Regions from separate parts of the Homo sapiens genome. Here all the other regions are linked to region 2. A link is a loop called in an ENCODE intact Hi-C map of the cell type or tissue named here. Cell type or tissue: Caco-2. All regions are shown on one strand. Region 1 has its middle 17 kb from the start of LINC01213. Region 2 overlaps PFN2 (profilin 2). Region 3 has its middle 51 kb from the start of SERP1. Region 4 has its middle 54 kb from the start of LINC01213.

Evidence for each region. A loop is a pair of places that touch in the nucleus more often than their neighbours do. Peaks named below come from ENCODE experiments on the same cell type or tissue, not always from the same donor. Only the 100,000 strongest peaks of a DNase experiment are listed, where the experiment ranks them.
Region 1: it touches region 2 in a loop (22-fold over the local background); 63 of 110 quality-filtered maps call a loop at or near these places.
Region 3: it touches region 2 in a loop (4-fold over the local background); 45 of 110 quality-filtered maps call a loop at or near these places.
Region 4: a loop joins it to region 2, with 15 times the contacts of the local background. A loop is called at or near these places in 99 of 110 quality-filtered maps.

What each region holds. Positions count from the first base shown.
Region 1 is chr3:150,219,392-150,224,391 of GRCh38, forward strand. No RefSeq gene overlaps it. Among named protein-coding and RNA genes, the nearest start is that of LINC01213, 17 kb to the right of the region's middle. In Caco-2, a CTCF peak has its summit at 2,064 (motif pointing left); a DNase peak (open chromatin) is centred at 2,060; H3K4me3 peaks cover 200 bases.
Region 2 is chr3:149,964,331-149,969,330 of GRCh38, forward strand. PFN2 (profilin 2) reads right to left here. Exons shown (of 3, transcript NM_053024.4): 2 at 4,028-4,220; 3 at 574-2,256. The coding sequence ends at 2,159. Among named protein-coding and RNA genes, the nearest start is that of PFN2, 4.1 kb to the right of the region's middle. In Caco-2, CTCF peaks have their summits at 2,980 (motif pointing right) and 3,186; no DNase peak of the experiment used is centred here; H3K4me3 peaks cover 494 bases.
Region 3 is chr3:150,493,303-150,498,302 of GRCh38, forward strand. No RefSeq gene overlaps it. Among named protein-coding and RNA genes, the nearest start is that of SERP1, 51 kb to the right of the region's middle. In Caco-2, CTCF peaks have their summits at 2,445 (motif pointing left) and 2,645; no DNase peak of the experiment used is centred here.
Region 4 is chr3:150,182,458-150,187,457 of GRCh38, forward strand. No RefSeq gene overlaps it. Among named protein-coding and RNA genes, the nearest start is that of LINC01213, 54 kb to the right of the region's middle. In Caco-2, a CTCF peak has its summit at 1,908; a DNase peak (open chromatin) is centred at 1,874; H3K4me3 peaks cover 382 bases.

The sequences.
Region 1 (5,000 bases), 260 kb after region 2:
GCTTCATAGCTGTAGAGTACAGTACTGCCTGTCTAGATCAGGGATCTAGGCAGTTGCCAGAGGAGTCTGGCACCAGGGACCCAAGGTGTGACCAACAAAGAATGAGGGGACAGAAAACGTCCAGGCTTCCTAATCTCTGTCTTGTATTCCTGGGATACTTCTGGCTATTTGCTGCAAGGCAAGCACTCTGATGGTACATGCTCTTTCTGCAAATTAGAGTCCCTTATTTTGAAATGCTTAACCTGAAAATATTCCATTGGATTCAAAATCCGTTCCCTTATCACAGGAAATGTCAACATTCCCTTTGTCAATGAAACAAGAAGAAAAGTTGAATTCTCTTTTGTTACAATTTCAAATGTAACTTTTTGAATGGTTGTAAAACTGGTCTTAAAATTCGTATCCCCTTCCGATACAAAGTCAGTGATGGTGACTATCAAAACTTTGAAGAACTTATCATTTAAGGGTCTTGAGGAATTGTTACAAATCGTTACAGTTTTACAGTTGTAAAACTTGTCTTAAAATTCATATCCCCTTCTGATACAAAGTCAGTGATGGTGACATACAAATTATGTCCATGGAAGCAAACTCAAGCTTCTCATTAAAAGTGTTAGAAGATTTTCTTTGGAAGTTTCATACAAATTCAATAGTCACCATTATATAGGAAAATATAATGAAAATTTTCTCCAACTCCCCTACAGATGCCTCCAAATATCTTTCAGTTCTAGCTTTTTACACAAATAGTGGCCTTTTCTATGTAATTATGATATGCAAAATGTTGGGAAGGAATGGGAAGGTATAAAAGTTTCACTTCCCCAGGCTGCCCCAGGCATCTCTAACCACATCAGCTGCCTGGGCCCAGGGTAGCTAAGAGGGCATCCAACAGGCAGCTGGGGCGTTCAACCTCTTCTCCCACCAAAAGGACAGCTCCAGCCCCTAACGCCAAGGCCATTTGCCGTTTGTCCCTCACTGCTTCTCCTGGCACCACAGCCTCCAATGGAGGTGGGGAGTCTTCATCTTCTGAGGGTGGATTAATTTCTAGAAGAGCTTTGCATCACTCACAGCTAAATTCAAATGAATAAAACACATTTTAATATAGCTAATAACATTTGGAATCCCGAAGAGGCATGACATAAATTGATTTATTATTATTATTATTTTTTTTCCTAAATGGACTCTGGGGGCAAATTTCCTCAGCCAAATGCTTTGGGTTTGCTTATAAGAGTCCTGTTGGTCCCCGTGGTTTGTAGGAAAAGTGTCAATTAGATTTATGAGAACTAAGATGCTTAATTAAAAACATTCTCATTGCTTTATAGCTGTGCCTCCTCAGATACACAAAACAAGTTCTCTCAATAGAGGCTTCCAAGAGGCAACTAAATCAGTTTTACTATTGTTTCTCATGAAGTTCTAACAATGAAGCTTATGGTTCATTAATGGCATCAGTCACTTAAGGGATTATCTTCATAAGGGAGTAAAAATGGTATCTTAATGGTGTCAGCCAAGAGTCATCACAAAACATCGACATTCCCTGCTATTAATTCACTTCTATTCCATTTCAAGCTAAAGGTAGTGTGCTCAACCCTCAGCAGGCCTGCAAAATTCTTAGGAGAAACAGTAAAGAAGGAACAATGGGGGCAGGGCCCCACCGCAAAGGCAAGGCTGGGAATGCGCTGCCTCTTCCCAGAACTCCAGGGAAACGTCAAGATTTTCCTACTTCTTTGCTCGCTCCTTGTTTGTTTTTTCCAGTTTGTTTAAAATATATGTTTATTCATTCTTAATTATGAAAAAAACATATGCTTGTTCCCCCCCAAATCGGAGCAGTGTAAACGAGGAAAGTCCTCCACCCATTTATTTTTTAATATTAAAGTTAATTAAAATTTGGTCTCCCCTCTGTTTTACTCCATATTTCTGGTTTTCCTCATGCTCTCTGTCTGTCCTGCTCCCGAAGCCTCCTGGTTGTGCACTCGGGCTCTCAGCCCAGATTTCTTTTGTGGGTTCAGTTGAGCCCCGGGGTCTCGGCGGCCGGCGGCTCCCCGCGGCACTGGCTCCCTCTTGTGGCTCTCTGCGGTCACTGCACACCCGCTGAACGGCAGTCTCTTCCAGCGGGCCCCGGCCTGGGGAGAACAAATCCGGGGACAGCGAGAGGGACAATCCCAACGCTGCCAGCAGTCAGTAAAGATTCTCCCTCTAACTCAGAAGCCGGCCCCAGGGAGCATTTCGGGTCTCCTCATACATGTTAGGGCTCCTCTGACCCCTGTCGTTCCTTAGGTTTCTCAGGTGTTCCCTTGCGTGAGGATTTTCAAGAAGCATCAAGAGTGCAGCCTTCAGGGTCCAGGGAGCGGGGGCGAGAGGGACGGAGAAAGTGTGTGTGTGTGTGTGTGTGTGTGTGTGTGTGTGTGTGTGAGATGGGAGTGTCTGTGTATGTGTGTGAGAGAGAGAGATGGGGAGAGTGCCTGTGTGTCCGAGAGAGATGGGAGATTGTGTGTGAGAGAGATAGGAGTGTGTGTGTGTGTGAGAGAGAGAGAGATGGGGAGAGTGCGTGTGTGTGAGAGACAGATGGGGAGAGTGCGTGTGTGTGTATGTGTGTGTGAGAAAGAGATGGGGACAGTGTGTGTAAGACAGACACAGAGAGATGGGGAGAGCGTGTGTGTGAGAGAGAGAAAGAGATGGGGAATGTGTGTGTGACAGAGAGATGGGCAGAGTGACTATGTGTGTGAGTGTGTGTGAGAGAGAGAATGTGTGAGACAGTGTGTGTGTGTGTGTAGTGTGTGTGTGTGTGCATCTGTGTTGGTGTGTGTTGTGTGCAAGTGTACTTGGGAAGAAAAACAAGAAAGAAGAGTTGATAGCGGCTGCCTCACGGCTTCCCAAGTCCTCTGGGGGGATTTAAAAATTCATTTGCTTAACAAACAGACATGAAGCATCCAGAATACGCCAGCACTGGCGATGCCAGAATGAACCAGATATGCTCCTGCTACTAAGGTGCTCCTTTTATAATGAATGGAAGGAGAGCGTTTAGAAATGCTGGCCTAGGAAGCAGCGCTGAATGACAGAGTATCAGAAGCTCTGAGAGTGAATTCCTCCACCGCCACCCAGTATGGTGACCTTTGAGCAGGACACTTCACCTTCCTGAGTCCAATTTTCTCATCTGTAAAATGAAGACAAAAATACTCACCCTCATCTGTCTTCACTGGGCTGTTAGGAGGGTCAGCTAGTCTGATACATGTGAAAGTGCTCTGAAAATCACATGCAAATGCAAACTGATGCTGTATTTTCAATATAATTTGAGGGATCCTACCAAAAAAAAACATACCTCAAAATGACTCTCTTACAGCATGTGACTGCAGTTCTCACCCAAAGAGTCACTCGGTGAGGAGTCTTCTTAACTGGGATAAGGCGTTGTTACCTGGAGAGCACAGTGTTAATCCACAGAAGGTAGTTTGCGGATTAAGCCCTCCATAGGCCACTCCTCCTGGGCAGGAGAGTCTCCTAGCTCTCCAGCTGAAACCCTGCTTCCTGAACATTGCGCTTGCCTAACAGCTCCAGCACCAAGATCGCACGGCCTCTACCCTGTCTCTCTTTCCCTAAGAGATTTTCCAAGCGCTGTCCCCATTTGGGCTGGGTGTGCTCTGGTTGTTTTTTTTTTTTTCACAGCTACTACCACTCGGAGGGGGGAGGGGGTTCAGGGAAGATGATCCTTAGCTCACTCTAAGGATGATACAAGATTATCCTTGTATCTTGTATGGTACAAGATCATAGTGGAGGCTGACAATGCCAGGTCCATATCTCCTTGGCACTCACCTCTGAATACCAATGGTTCCTTACGTGAACACATAATTTTTCTCTGCTGAGGGCTGTTTTGGGCTTCCAGCAAATTAATGCCCCCATGAGCAGCCCTTAAGCAATGACAGATGAGGTGCAGCTGGATAAATACACCAACTTCCTCATCCCTCAGGGCAGTGATTGACTCTGAGGAAGGCTGCCCAGTTCCCCAGTGGGTCTAAGCCCGGGTGCCCCACTTGCCTGAAAACATGCTGTTTATTGGCTTCCTACCTTCTCTGTCTCTACTAATGCTTCCTGGGTCCCCTTGCAAATAAACTACTTGCATTCAAATCCTTGCATTGTGATCTAATTGGAGATGATAACCCAGTCTCAGACAGCTGGGGCTAGAAGTGCTCCTGGGAAGCAGACCCTCGGGATGGGATTGTGGAATTGGATCATTTATCAGCCCAATGGTCACAAGACCCCATAGCTGGTGTTGAGTGGAGTTTTGAAAGATTCTGTAAGATTCTCATCATACTCATTTTGCGGTTGAGTTCTGTAAGATCCTCATATGCAGTGAACTAAGATGGAGTCCTCTGGAAGGAGACACATCAGCTTATGCAATAGCTCTGGCACTTGAGCAATATGGTAGCAAAAGTCTGTAGAGATGGTTAGTTGTCTTTAGCTGTAATTGGAACCGCGAAAGAAGAAAATGACAGGTTCAGATCAGCCAACCATCAACTTAGAACATAGTGTGGATGCCAGAAGGCTTCCAGGGAAGCATTTTAAAAACCTTCATCTCCTGCAGCTGGAAGGCAGATCAGGAAAAAAAAACAGGTTCAGGCCCTCTTTTTCAGAGTGTTCTAGTAACAAAGGAAGTTGAATTCACAGCCCTGGTGTATCTCCTATGGGAAGTGAGGTCCCTGATAAGAAAGATATAGGGCCCTGATACCCAAGATGGGGAGCCTGGGGTGATGTTCCTGAGAACATGAACCCCCAGATTCCCAGGAACCACTGGACTGGCAGAAGTTAGCCCCTCTTAATTGCTAGAGGAGATGATTAGACAAAGACCTCCCCTGAGTCAGGTACCTTCCCAGACAATGTTTGCTGTCCTGAAGATCTGCTCCTGCCTCTCCCCTTTGCTGTAGATCAATTATGGTCAAGTCTCAGTAAGGTTCAGGCAGCGAAGCAGCATCCCTGCAAGGGAGGAAAGCCACAGGACCTGGGTAATAAATACTGGCAGG
Region 2 (5,000 bases):
TCAGGGATTTTATGGCCTCTGGATTTAAACCTATTACACAGCCATGGTCAACATGTCACTACAAAGCCAAAAAATGCAAAAGCATCCCAATTATCTTATATGCTGCCTAAGGAATGTCTTCTGCTCTTATGTGGGAGGGCCCCAGCTGGCTGACTTCAGCCTGCCAACACAGCTTCCAAATCTAAAGTCATATGACATTTCAATACAGAAAAATCCACAATAGTGCAGAAACCCTTCTTGGTACTCCCTTTACTATTAGATTTCACATCTAGAAACCAGCAAGAAGAGGAAAATACTTATTTTCTAGCAGATAAGTCAGTTGCTTCTCACATACTCCTGAAGATGAGCCTGAAATGACTAAAAGCTATGTGTAACAGATCAGAGTCCATTAAAAAGAAATTCCCAGGCACTAATTTTATCTGTAATATTACTTGAAGTAGGCCATCACCTAATATTGCTGAAGTTTTATGCTTGCAGCAGACTTTGGCCTATTCTGTGTATTCCCACTTTGTCAAAAATCAACTTTTAACAGTTTATATAAACAATGTATATAAACAACAGGAGCCTAGAGTATTTGGTTGGAATAAATTTATTTCATCTGTCTGTAAACAAGGTGTTTAATAGTTATGGCATTTTTTTAAATGCATATTAAATCAGATGAGTTAGACTGTATCCCAGATGTAACAAAGTGCAGGGAAAGAAATGGACAAATCAGCAACAAGATTTGTTTTTAAATCTGTACATTATCCACAAGGCCCAAACAATAGAAGCAAATACTAGAATGTCCCTAAAGTAGTGCCATTCGAAAGAAACCCTTAATAGGTCAGTTAAAATCCATCTCACAATAGCAACAGTTCATTTTAACAATAGTATGGCACAGAATACATATGAAAAAAATTCATCACAAGACAGCCAAGTCCACAATAATGCAACTTCATATAAAAACTCAAGCTGCAAATAAAAATTGGTCCTATGAAGAACAAACTGGACACACTCCAGATGGTTATGTTGGGATACCTAATGTCCATAATGGCAGCCTTTTACAATTTTACTAAAGAGTAGAGCTGGTGTGCAAAGAAAAAGGAAGAAAAATCTGAGCTATTGCAATGATGGAATGTCCCTGGGGATTCAATCAGTATGGTTACTGTAAGGTCATGGGAGGAAGTGCTTTTTGCTCTTGTTTTGCCATTGCACTCTTCATATGTCCTGTAGACACTATGAATAAAGGTTTGTCTCTGCTCAAGTGCAACAACAATACTAAAAGCAAACTACTGCAGCTCTCAATAGCTCATCAACAAAAGGGATTTTAATTGGTTAAAAAAAAACAGGCACTGCATAAAAAAAGATGGAAGCAAACCAAATGCCTATGTGCGAAGGGAGGGGGGGCGGGAAAAAGAGAAGAGTGAAGGAATGATGCATGCACTTTTTCCTCCCAACCATGCGCTACAAAAGGAAGACTAAATGAGCCAAGTAAATGCTCAAAGTGCTGAAAAGACACTGATCAGAGATTGTACAACCGGCACCTTGCTTAATATTAACTTATTTTAGTAATCAATATCCCATTAATTGCTAAGACAAAGTGATGCCCAACTTGGCATGCCCCCTCCCCCCAATTTCAAGGTATCATGCAAATCATTATTGTGCTGCAATTATGTTGCCAGATAAGGGTTGGTTACATACAGTGGTTAACATACAAATGATCCATTGGGCAAACAGGAATCATGACATTAGAAAATAGGTAAAGAAAAATTAGCTACCATCTACAGTTTGGTAGCATTGTGACCATAATTAGGGTTGTTGATGAAGACAGTTGCTAGGTAGATGGGGAGAGGCTGCTTACACATCAGACCTCCTCAGGTATAAAGCGAGTTCATATGCTTTCTTGTTAAGTGTGCCTCCGTGGACACCTTCCTTTCCCATGACTATAACCAATGCTGGAGTACACAAGGAAACAAAACAAAAGTGAACAGAATTATTTTGGGGGGGGAGGGCAGAAAGAAAGACACCTTTCCCCACCAACAGAGGGATACAAAGGAGACACAGGTTCATACCCCATCACCCTGCATTGCTAATAAAATTTCCAGAATTAAGACTTAAGCTTATAGCTAGGAAAGTTTAAGAGCAATTTTCCCCTAATACTTAACAGTCTGCCTAGCAGCTAGAACCCAGAGTCTCTCAAGTATTTTGCCATTGAGTATGCCTTCTTATTCAATCCGCCTCCATGGACCCCTTCTTTTCCCATTACAAAGACCAAGACTGAAAGAGAAAGAAGAAAAGTGTTTCAAAAGAAGTGTTAATCAAGAAAGTCACATAAGTTTTAGCAGACAGAACCCGGATTAATAAGTTAACATTAAGTTAGTTTTCCATGAACTGCCAAGCACTGAAGTCAAGTAGGTTTCCAAAAAGAACTTTCAAACTAGTAATATACTAAACAGAAAATAGTAAACTTGACTGCATCTTGGAAGCCAATCAATGCAAGCAAAAGTTCTATACAACTATCTTTACACTAGCTACAGAAAAAAAAAAAAGTGACCATTTGTCTTCTATTTTAGGGCAAAAAAATTCTGGCTGATGTCAAGTACATGTTATTACTTGCCCCCAAAATATAAACTTAATAAACCTGGGGAGTTACTTACTTACAAACTCTCCCCAAATTTTAACATGCTTGATAAGTTTAAACTATTAAGTTTTACCAGTGAGGCTAAATGTATCTATTATTTCCAGAGGAAAATGAAGATCAAATTTTAAGTAGCATACTCAGTATCATTCAGAAAAGGCCAAATTAAATTATTTAAGGTGTTTGCTTACTGATAACTTCACCGTAGTAGCCTTGTTTTTAATTGCGTCTAAAAAAATAGGTTTACGATTTCTAATTGCTCTTCTATGATGCAATTCAAAGGTGTATAACCCAAAATATATGTATATGTCAAATTTTATATTCACTACCACTAGATGTCAGTAGTGCTGTATCGTATAAAATATTCTGGTTTTTTGTCTTGTGTTTGACGCTTCTTTTCAGCGTATAGTGCAGCTAAGGTTTAAAGAGATTTGTCACTATTTCAAAGTCATCTAATTTTCTTATAAATCCTTATAAACATCAACTCACACCAGAATACGAGTAACTTTTAGGATAATCACAGGGAGCTGGTAGAGCCATAGCATTAATTATAACTCACAGCAGCTTCAACTCCCCTCACATGGTAGAGCTGTTATTAAAATTAGATGTGCCAAGTCAGCTATGTGAGGCTACAGAAGCACTCTCTATTTACAAAATATTCGTATGCGTTAACACATTAAAATGTATTTGTAAATCAATTAGATGTCATAATAAAACTCAATTTCAAAAGTTTATTTTGAAAAAGTAGGGAGACTTCTTTAGTGCAATTAAGAGTTTCTATAATGCTGACAACAGTCTGGAGACACCTGAATTTCTGGACCAAGTATACAAACTAAATGTAATTTCCTACTTTTCAAATCTAAGTCTCAGACACAATCTTTGAAAATATTTCAGTGAATGGACAACTTACTCCAAAATCCTCATCTAATTATCTTTTCCCCAGCAAAGTTCCTAACTGAAAAATGAACGGATGTTAATTTTTCCTTCTTTATGCTGAGTAGTGAAATGGTTAGAATACAAGCAAGAAAAAAAAGAAAAGAGATCCAAAGGTCAAACACACACCAAAAGGGACTAAAATAACCAAGTGATTCGAACAATTTAACAATCTGAAACACCACAGGATTATGATTTGACATGTCAAGCAGTTTAAGAGACTTTTAAGTTTAATAAAGCTGAAAGTGAGTTCATACGAATATTCTATCGTAGAAACAAAATCAGGATCTAAGAGGCCAGGTCATAGATGCTGTAGAGTAGGTAAAACTAAAGCAGTGCTTCTCCATAGTGCTGGGCAGTTCACAAAAACCACCTTAATAGCCATTATGGACTAACTTTTATTCAAAATGTTAAAAGAAACTGCTTAATAAGTTGTAATGTGGCATGCAACTTTAACCAAAAGAATGCCTTACTCACCTCTACCAGCTCTGCCGACAGCCACATTGTATGTTGGCTCCCCACCTTGACTCTTTGTCCGGATGTCCATTGTGCAGTCACCATCGACGTATAGACTATCTCTGATCACTGAGCATTTCTTCGCGCCAAGAGTCAAACCGTTGGTAAAGAAACCTTCCCGGTCTTTTCCTACAATCATATCTATTTCTATTGGCTGCCCCCCACCAAAAAGAAAAAAAAAAAACACACACACATTAAGTTGTAGTTAACTCCTTTTAGGGCTTGATGTAACAGGAAGGGCTGTAGCTAGGCTTATGCTACCACTGCCAGATAGCCACATTTCACTAATGTAAAACCAAGATTCAGTCTTTTCTAAATAATTATTTAATCCTATATAATCACATATTTTACATGAGTTGATTTGACTTCAGTTAATGATGTCGTCTCTTAACCAAGACCAGTCTATACAAAGAAACTGTAAAGAGTTGACAGTTGACACTAGACAAAGTGCAAACTTAAAGAGTTATTTATAAACTGTATTAAGTCAGCTGGTGCCTGAAAGTGTTCACGTAATGGTAAAAATTCAGCTATCAACTCTGAACAAAGCTGGTCTATCATATTCAGTCCCATTACAGTAAATCATGTTTCATCAAATTTAAAGTTGCTTCAAAGTCTCCCAAAATAAAGCCTGTTCTTTGATGTGTTCACTTCTCTGCTTAGAGTAACTAGAAATATACGTGATGAGATGGACTTCAACCCCTGGACATCAGTGCTTTTCCAAATTCATATTTCCCTCCTATTTTTCTAGCCACGACTCCCGTTTCTTTCCAACTTCCCTTCCCCTCCCATCTCAGTAATCAGTTTTCTTTCTGGGCAAACGCAAAGTGGATTCTGTCTACAGCACTGCGGTAGGCAATAGTAAAACAGAAAAAATGGAGGGAGATTGGGAAAGAAACTGAGGTAGCCACCAGAACCGGAAAGGAGAAAACGTGCA
Region 3 (5,000 bases), 530 kb after region 2:
TATCCCTCCCCCCTCCCCCGACCCCACCACAGTCCCCAGAGTGTGATATTCCCCTTCCTGTGTCCATGTGATCTCATTGTTCAATTCCCACCTATGAGTGAGAATATGCGGTGTTTGGTTTTTTGTTCTTGCGATAGTTTACTGAGAATGATGGTTTCCAATTTCATCCATGTCCCTACAAAGGATATGAACTCATCATTTTTTATGGCTGCATAGTATTCCATGGTGTATATGTGCCACATTTTCTTAATCCAGTCTATCATTGTTGGACATTTGGGTTGGTTCCAAGTCTTTGCTATTGTGAATAGTGCCGCAATAAACATACGTGTGCATGTGTCTTTATAGCAGCCTGATTTATAGTCCTTTGGGTATCAAATTATATACTTGTACTCAGTCAATCCATATACCAAATATTAGTAAAGCTTAACATTTTCCCTTACATTTTAGATGGAAAATTATAAGTAAAATTTCTAACATTTCCTCCAGCTCCTCAATGGATCATCTTGCCCATGTCCCCAGGACTGCATGCTCCACCTTTGAGACTCAGACACCCAGAGAGGTTGAATGAGTAGCCCAAGGTCACACAGCTGGCTTCCAGTGAGGCAATTTTAATGCTCTTAAAAAGTAAGTAGGTACTTGTTAAATGACAAGACAGTGTTGGCTTTTTATTTTTTTGCTCCAATTTTTTTTTTTTTTTTTTTTTTTTGAGATGGAGTCTTGCTCTGTCACCAGGCTGGAGTGCAGTGGCGCGATCTTGGCTCACCACAACCTCCGCCTCCCGGCTTCAAGCGATTCCCCTGCCTCGGCCTCCCGAGTAGCTGGGACTACAGGCACACACCACCACACCCAGCTAATTTTTTTGTATTTTAGTAGAGATGGGGTTACACCATGTTGGCCAAGATGGTCTCAATCTCCTGACCTCATGATCCGCCTGCCTCGGCCTCCCAAAGTGCTGGGATTACAGGCATGAGCCACCGCGCCCAGCCTTTGCTCCAATTTTTTAAAATTCCCCAAGTGTTATAGGAAGAAATGTGACATTTTTATCAAAAGGCTACCAACTTTCATATACTTTTACCAAAGTCTCAAATGTGATAAATTGTAATGATTCACAATGCCTATGAGATGAGTTTTTCTAAAACAGGCTCGTTCCAATACCCCGCCCCCATTACTTTCTAGTTACAATGACAAACTGTGCCCCACATTTCATCTGAACAATGAGACTCATGGAGAAGTTCAGCTCATTACTAGGACCTTGCTCCTAACTTCATTGCATCCAGTTCCTTGTAAATAATGAGAAGTGAACTGCAGAGTGAGGGCCATTTCCTCCTCTTTGTGATGAGCTATGGTGACTGAAACTTTTGGATCCTTCAATAGGCAGACAGAAGGGTCTGCTGTTACCCCATCTTCCCAGAGAGGAAATTCTGTCTTTGTTCCTCTGGTAGAACATCTTCACAGGGCTCTAAATAGGCACACGGGCATGTGACTGCTAGCACACGCACACGTGCACACAGTAGGTTTGATTGTCAATAAGGTTCAGAACAATTATATGGCCACTAGAATTATAACTTCCAACTACTATGAAATGAGAAACCCCCAAATAAAAAATAACAGGAATAAGGCTACCTGACCACCTGTGAATATTAACTATATCACCCCCAAATTTCTAAAGTTACAAAGAGGGAACTTTTAGAAACTCGAGTTTTTAAAGGGGTTTTCCTACCCCCTTTACATGGAGTGGGAAAAATCTTTCAATTTTGATGGAAAGAGAAATCTTCATTTTGAAATTAAACTTTGAAGTTTGAAAATAAAAGCAGAACCAATTCGCAGTTCAGAAAGGGGATGGTTGGAGGTTAATCAGCCTTTTAAAGAGCTCTGTGGGACTGCTGACCCGGATACCCTCAGTACACTTGGAGAAGAAGGATCAAAACCATGCTGGCCCCATAACAGGCATGGACCTTGGCTGTCTCTGTGTGTCAATCTCACACTCTAGGCCAGCTTCAGCCACTCAGTGTTTCACTCTGTGTATGCCTGTCTGTGTCTGTGTCTGCTTTGTTCTTCCTCTTTCTTTCTTCTCCTTGTTGTTTTGTTTTTTCCTATTTTTCTCTACTTCATCTTTCACATTCTCTAACTGGCCATAGTGTCACCTGAAAATTTTATTTTTTTTAATCTGGCTCCTGCAGGATGAAAATATATTTACTTTTTAAAAACTTATTTAAAATATACATGTTTCCCAGTTTTAATTTTAACAGATATTGATTTGAACACATTATGGCTCTCTTCAAAAATTGTGCTTGTTTTGAATTTGTATGTGATCTTTGATCTATGAAGTTTTTGGCCCTGTGAGTGGCTTATTCACAAGAGAAAAGAAAAAAAAAATTCTCCATACTCCTGATTTAAAGAATTGCTCAAATTCAATATAAAGCTCAAAATATGGGAAATACTTTAGTTTTGTTTTGTCTCCACCTGGTGGTTGTAAGTCAGAACACAAGCCCTTAATGGAACTGGAAAAATAATCACTTCAGTGCCTCCCTTATGTATATGAGATCAAATTATTTAATTAGAAAATGTTTTCAAACTGGAAAAAAGGTAATTATCACAAAAACTTTAAAAACTGATCTACGCCTTTCTTTCTTTGTTTTGCTTCCTTGTAGGAGCCAAGAATAGAGAAACTTCTTAATTTTCAAATTTCTTTCTGGGTTTACTTTCTACCAGGGGCTGGTATTTTCCCTAACCTCCTATCTTCATCCACCACAGCAAAAAGCTGCCGCCCTCCAGTCCCCTGGCTCCCCCCACTCCAGATGCATTCACAGTTTTTAGTGTAGATTCCAAATTTGGAACTGAAAAACTCACAGCCTTGAAAGTCCTACTATTGTAGCAATCTTATTTTGTTAAAAACACAAAAAAATGAACAAATAAACAATACCCAGCAGAACTCATGAAAGCCCATCACACTTTGAGCTATATACTGCATAATGAGACTCCAATGTTAATTTCTCCCCTCATCTATTATTTTTTCTGATATGCAGTATTTTTTCACTCTGCAAATATGTTGAATGAATATATTAAATATAGATGTTTATGATGCTTCTATAGAACCTTCTCATAGAATCTTATAATGTGTCTTCACACTGCAATTATTAAACAATTAATTTCAGTTACAGTTATTGTTATTTTTGGTAGTTCGTGTTCCATGAAGTTGCAAATATTGAACCACTGCTTTTAGGGGAAATATACGGTTAGGATCTTGCGAACCTCTGGTCACATTTTCATCAACTGGTCAATACACAACCTTGTTTTAGGTGTGTTGCCATTAAAGAATTTCATTATATGTATATGTGTATATATACATATGTGTATATATATATACATATGTGTGTATATATATACACACACACATATACATATAATGAAATATATATATAAAATGAAATATATATATATATATATTTTAGATGGAGTTTGGCTCTGTTGCCCAGGCTGAAGTGCAGTGGCACAATGGCAGCTCATAGCAACCTTCGCCTCCCAGGTTCAAGCAATTTTCGTGTCTCAGCCTCCCAAGTAGCTGGCACCACAGGCATATGCCACCACGCCTGGCTAATTTTTATTTTTAGTAGAGATGGAGTTTCAGCATGTTGACCAGGCTAGTCTCAAACTCCTGACCTCAAGTGATCCACCGGCCTCAGCCTCCCAAAGTGCTGGGATTACAGGCATGAGCCACTGCGCCCAGCCTAGTATATATTGTTGATTCATTAACAATGAAATCATGGCCAGCTCATACCTGAATGAAGCTTATCTAACATGTTTTATCTGTAAGACACATTGCACCCTTCTGCTTAGGAACACTAGACAGCACTTCAGCACGATGTTTGGGGCCATTTTAAACTGTGAAATCACCAACAAAAAGCACAAAAATGAGAAAAATATGGGAATAATAGACCACAAAAAGAATACTTGTTTACAATATGGGAGCCAAAATAAGAAGTCAGGGAGTCACCTTGTTCAGCCTCAGGAACGTGTGCAATAGACAATACAAATTTCTTGCTGCTTTGCACATGTCTATAAATGACCACAGAAGTGCTGCAAATATTGATTTGGGGGTTACAAGTAAATTTTAGCAGGCAGGCTATTATAGACTGTCCTGTATCCTCCCAAAATTCATATGTTAAAGCCCTAACCCCCAATGTGACTGTATTTTGAGATAGACCTTTAAGAAGGCAATTAAAGTTAAATGCAGTCTTATATAAGAGTGGGCCCTAATTTGATAGAACTGGTGCCCTTATAAGAAGAGAAAGAGATACCAGAGAAGCCTCCTTCCCTCCTCTTTCCTCTCTTCTCCTGTCTCTGTATCTCTCCTTCCCTCTTCACAACATGACCAATAGTGAGAAGGCAGCCAACTGCAAGCTGGGAAAAAAGGTCTCACTGGAAACCAAATTTTCTAGCACCCCAATCTTGGACTTATAGTCCCCAGTGAGAAAATATATTTCTGTTGCTCAAGCACCCAGTCTGTGGTATTTTGTTATGGCAGCCCTAGTAGACTGACCCAAAGGCAAATTCACAAATTCGGAATCCACAAATAATGAAGATTGACTCTATTTCCTTAATGTCAGTCTCCCTGCTGAATTGTAAGGTATCTGAGGGCAGGAGCTGGGGAACTGCTTGTTCACCACTATTACCTCAGAGTGTACTGCCTTACCTATGGTCAATACTCAATAAAGAAAACATGAATGAACAAATAAATGCAAAGCACTTTATGTAGTTTTGTTTCTTATATCTTTTCTTGCCCTCTTATTGTCTTGCTCTTTTAAATATACGGTGTTTCACAATTCTACCGTTTTCCTATTTTAATACTGCAGAGAAATTGGGATGAGTCATACAATCTGATGGTATCTTGTGTTTGCTGTTGGCCAGGCAGTAGCTGTGACAGAGATGTCATTGCCTGTGATTCATGAACCTGGTCATAGTTGTTTATATTCTCTTCACTTTACTATTTTTAATTTATT
Region 4 (5,000 bases), 220 kb after region 2:
ACAAGGTGGAAGGGGCCTGGGCCTCTGAACGTTCACATGGAAGGCCATACAATGTGTCTTGGACTCTGATGTGAATAGAAAATAAACCTTATTAAATCTCTGAGATTATAGGTGTATCTGTTTCAGCAGCTAGTTTTACTTAACACATGTGAAAGGCCAGAGGAGGCTTATGGGGAGCAAAGGAAATTCAAGAATCTAAATGATGACTCTTTTCAACTCCTCCCACCTATGAATACAGATCTTAGGCTAATAAATACAGACACCCCACCTACGTCTTAGGCAATCATCAAGGCAAGGTTAAAGAAAGTTTCCCTGTCTCTCGCCACTTCTACACTTAGCCTTAGGCTCCATACTTTTAGTGGTTTATTTATCTACCTCAAGGTCTCCATCTGTCATCTTTTAAATCACTTTTATTCTAGCTAAAAATGTTGGAGGATAGGAAGGACACTGGGTATTTATTCTAACTATTTTGGGGGACAGAAAGGTAAAGTAACAGAATCAGATAAACTGGTGAACATCTTAGTTGTAAAGAAAAGGGGGCGCTATTATAAGAAAACACTGTTCTATCTCTGAACTTTAGGTTTTCTAAGGGAGACTGCTCTGTAGTTTGGCTAGTACATTGATGGGTTTTAGATGGGCAAACCTGGGCTCAGAGAAGGATCTAGGAAGAGTTGAATTGAGTTATTCAGCATAAAAGTATGAAAAGAGTTGAAAAAAGGAAAAGAGATGAAAAGAGAGAGGTGACAGCAAGACTCTGAGATGCCAGAGGGGTCCACGGGATGGGGCATTATGGATGGTCTCAGTGATGGGGATGGAGACGAGACTGTTAAATCCAGGAAACATGAATGTTGAGCGTTAGACTGTCTGGTCACCTCTATGTAGCTCCCGCTGTCTACCCAAATTTTCAGTGGAGGTTTTCACATCAAAGACACCTTCTATGGGAGGTTTTTCAGGGGCACCTAAGGAAGGGCTACAGTTCCACAGACAAGTTGACAAACTGTGGAATGCAGACAGCATATACAGGCAGGAGAAGACCCATAAACAAAATGGATCCAGATGGAGCTTGGAATCACAGGACCATTCACTCCACAAACATTGAGCACCCAATATGTGCCTAGGACTATTCCAGAGCATGAGGACCATGCCTGGAACTAGATAGACAAAGTCCATGGGAACTCACAATCTAATGGAGTGACAGACAATAAATAACTGAACAGATAAATACATGAGAAAAATAAAGCAGAGGATATGGTGATGAATGGAGGCTCTGCTTGAGAATGAATGGTTGCCTTGCAGAGGCAACACTGAAGCCGAGACTATTCTCATTAGGAATTTACTATCAGCTTTGTGGGGGTGGAGGTGTAGGTTGGTCAGGAGCAGAGTGACCCCAGTACATGTGGATTACAGACCAATCATTTACTCATTTCTCCTGCTAATTCTCTTCCTTTTCCCTACGATGATGTAATGTTATTTTTTCAGTAAACAATAAAAAATGTATTGAGTCCTTCTTTGTATGCTAGGGGGAGATAGTTGCTACTCAGAAGGTTATAATCAAGGTTGTCGCTGAAGTGGGAGTTCATGGATTCCGCTTCCCTCCCGTCTCTAAGGAAAAGGCAGTGAACTGTAGGTTCGAAATCATTTGATCTCACGCTTGCCTAGAAGCAGAAGAATGAAGCTGACTAGAACACCCCTTAAGCCTCTTAGCTGTCCTGAGGGAAAGGAGCACTGCACCCTCCCCCAGAGTAAAGACATCGCGAATTAATTCCTGGGTGGTGGACGGCGACGTCCTTGTCCTGCGGGAAGTGCAAGGGCACCCGCTCAGGGTTGTGAGAAACTGCGGGGCCCACGCTGCTGGCGAGAGTCAAGAAGGAACGAAAAGAAGGAGCTCCATCTAGCGTTGTTACGAAACAAGACCAGCGGCATCCTGAACAGTTAGCTCCTTTCTGAAGGGCGAGTACCAAATGAAAAACGCACCTTATCTTCCGCCTAAAAATTTTACCGAAAAAGCCAGAGCCGCTGGGCTGTGGGAATTTAGCGCACAGTACAAGCCTGACATCACCTTTGTCTGGGAATGAACCCAGGAACGGAAAGAAGACTAAATTATCTTAAGGTCTTGCTTATCAGTAACTACACATGAAATGTTTCCTCCTAGGACAGGAGCGCAGGCTTCTTTGTTGTTATAAAATCATGATCTGGGGACTTGACAACGTCCAGAGCAATCTGGGGAGGCCCATAAATGGGATCCTGTATATTATGACTTTGGGGACATTTGTGCAAGTATTTGTAATTGATGGGTCATAGGGTTCACATACCTTCAACTTCAGTAAACAATGACTAACTGCTTTCCAAGGGAAATATAACAGTTTACACTCTCATCAAGACTATGAGGGTTCCCTTTGCTCCTTATCATCTGCAAAAGTTAGTATTGTCAGCCAGTTTCATTTTTGTCATTCTGATGGGTGGGGTCAGGATACTTCATGGTGTTTTAGTTGGCATTTTCTTAGTTACTAGTGAAGTCAAGCACTTCCCATATGTTTCTTGTCTATGTAGATATCCTCTTTTGAGAATTATTTATTCAAGTCTGTTGGCCAATTTCCCAAGGTCTGCCTTTTTCTTAGTTATTTGTACTTATTCTTTATATATTCTGGTTAAGAGGCCTTTATTAGTTACATATGTTGAGATATAGTCCTTCAGTCAAGGCTTGTTTTTCATTTGTTTAATTGGTGTCTCTTTAGGAACAGAGGTTCTTAATTTTTATGAAACTCAATTTATAACTCTTATGATTTTTGTTTTGTATCTTATTTAAAAAATATTTCCCTACCCTGAGGGAAGACATTGTCCTATATTACCTCTCAAATCTTTATTGTTTTGCATTTTGCATTTAGGCCTAGTCTCCTGGAATTGACATTTTATTAGACAGAAGGTAGTGGTCAAGTTTTATTTTTCCTATTTGGGTTTCCAATTGTCCCAGGTTTATTTGTTGGAAAGACACTCCTCTTCCCACTGTTCTACAGTACCACCCTTGTCATCAATCGTGTTCATTTGTGTGTGAGTTTGAGAATGATCTACTCTGTTCCATTGTTCTACCTTGCCTGAATATAAAACTGTCCAAGTAACCTACAGATTCAATGCAATCCCTATCAAGATTCCAGTGTCATTTTTCATAGAAATAGAAAAAAATACTAAACTTCATATGGAACCACAAAAACCTGAATAGCAGAGGCAATTATGAGCAAAAAGAACAAAGCTGGAGGCACTACACTATCTGATTTCAAACCATACTAAAAAGCTACAATAACTAAAACAGCATGGTACTGGCAAAAAACTAGACACATAGACTAATGGAGCAGAATAGAGAGCCCAGAAATTATCTCTCACATCTACGGTCAATTGATTTTTGGCAAAGGTGCCAAGAATTCACAATGGAGAAAGCCTAGTCTCTTCAATAAATGGTGTTTAGAAAACTGAATATCCACATGCAGAAGAATGAAATCGGACCCTTATCTCACACCATATACAAAAAGTCACCTCAAATGGATTAAAGACTTAAAAGTAAGACCAGAAACTGTAAAACTCCTAGAAGAAAACATAGGGGAAAACCTACATGACATTAATCTGGTCAATGAGTTTTTCATTTAACCCCAAAAGCATAGGCAGCAATAGCAAAAATAGACAAATGGGATTGCATCAAACTAAAAAGCTCTGCACAGCAAAGGAAATAACCTACAGATTGAGAGAAAATATTTGCAAGCCATACATCTGATAAAAGGTTAATATCCAAAATATTTAAGAAACTTGGACAACTCCACAGCAAGAAAAAAACAGTTAAAAAATTGGGAAACAACTTATATACATAACTCTCAAAAGAAAACATACAAATAGCTAACAGATACATGAAAAAATGTTCAACATTACTAAATCATTAGAGAAATACAAATTAAAACCTCAGATCTCACACCCGTCAGCATGGCTATTATAAAAAAGACAAAGGGTAAGTTGGCAAGGATGTGGAGAAAAGGGAACATTTGTACACTATTAGTGGGAATGTAAATTAGTACAGCCATTATTGATAACTGTATGGAGGTTTCTCAAAAAACTAAAAATGGAATTACTGTATGACCCAGCAATGTCACCTATAGGTATTTACCCAAAAGATTTGTCAAAGAGATGTCTAGACTCCCATTTATTGTAGCACTATTATGTAGCACAAGTTATGGAGGCAACCTAAGTGTCCATCAACAGGTGAATGAATATAGAAAATGCGGTATATATAAATAATAGACTACTACTCAGCCTTTAAGAAGAAGAAAATTGTGGAATCTAAACAATCAAATTCATAGAAGCAGAGAGTAGAATGGTGGATGGGGGGGTGGGGCAAATGGGGAGATGATGGTCAAAGGAAACAAAACCTCAGTTAGATGAGAGGAGTAAGGTTTTTAAAATATCAATTGCACAGCATGGTGAATAGAATTAATAATAGTATACATAATTAATACTATTATTAATACTATTTATAATAGTATAAAAATAGTACATTTTTAAATTGCTAAAAGTAAATTTCAAAAGTTCTCACCACAAAAAGTTTAAAGTATTTGAGGTGATGGATATGTTAATTAGCTTTATTTTTATTTTTTTCCACATTGTATTTATAAATCAAAACATCACTTGGTGCCCCATAAATACATACAATTAGAAACTATCAATTTATAATAAAATAAAAACATATCAAACTGTCCTAATTACTAGAACCAATACATCTTCATATCCTGGAGAGCAAGTCCTCTCATTTGTTTTTCAAGAGTATCTTGGCCATCCTTAAACCTTTGTATTTTCATATAAAATTTAGAATCACAGGTTTGCATTAAATCTGTAGACTACAGGAGAAAAATTATCATCTTTATAATATTAAGTATACAATATATGAATATCGCATGTCTTTCTATTTATATAAGTCTTTAATTTCTCTCAATAATGCTTCATGATTTTCACATAGGGGTCTT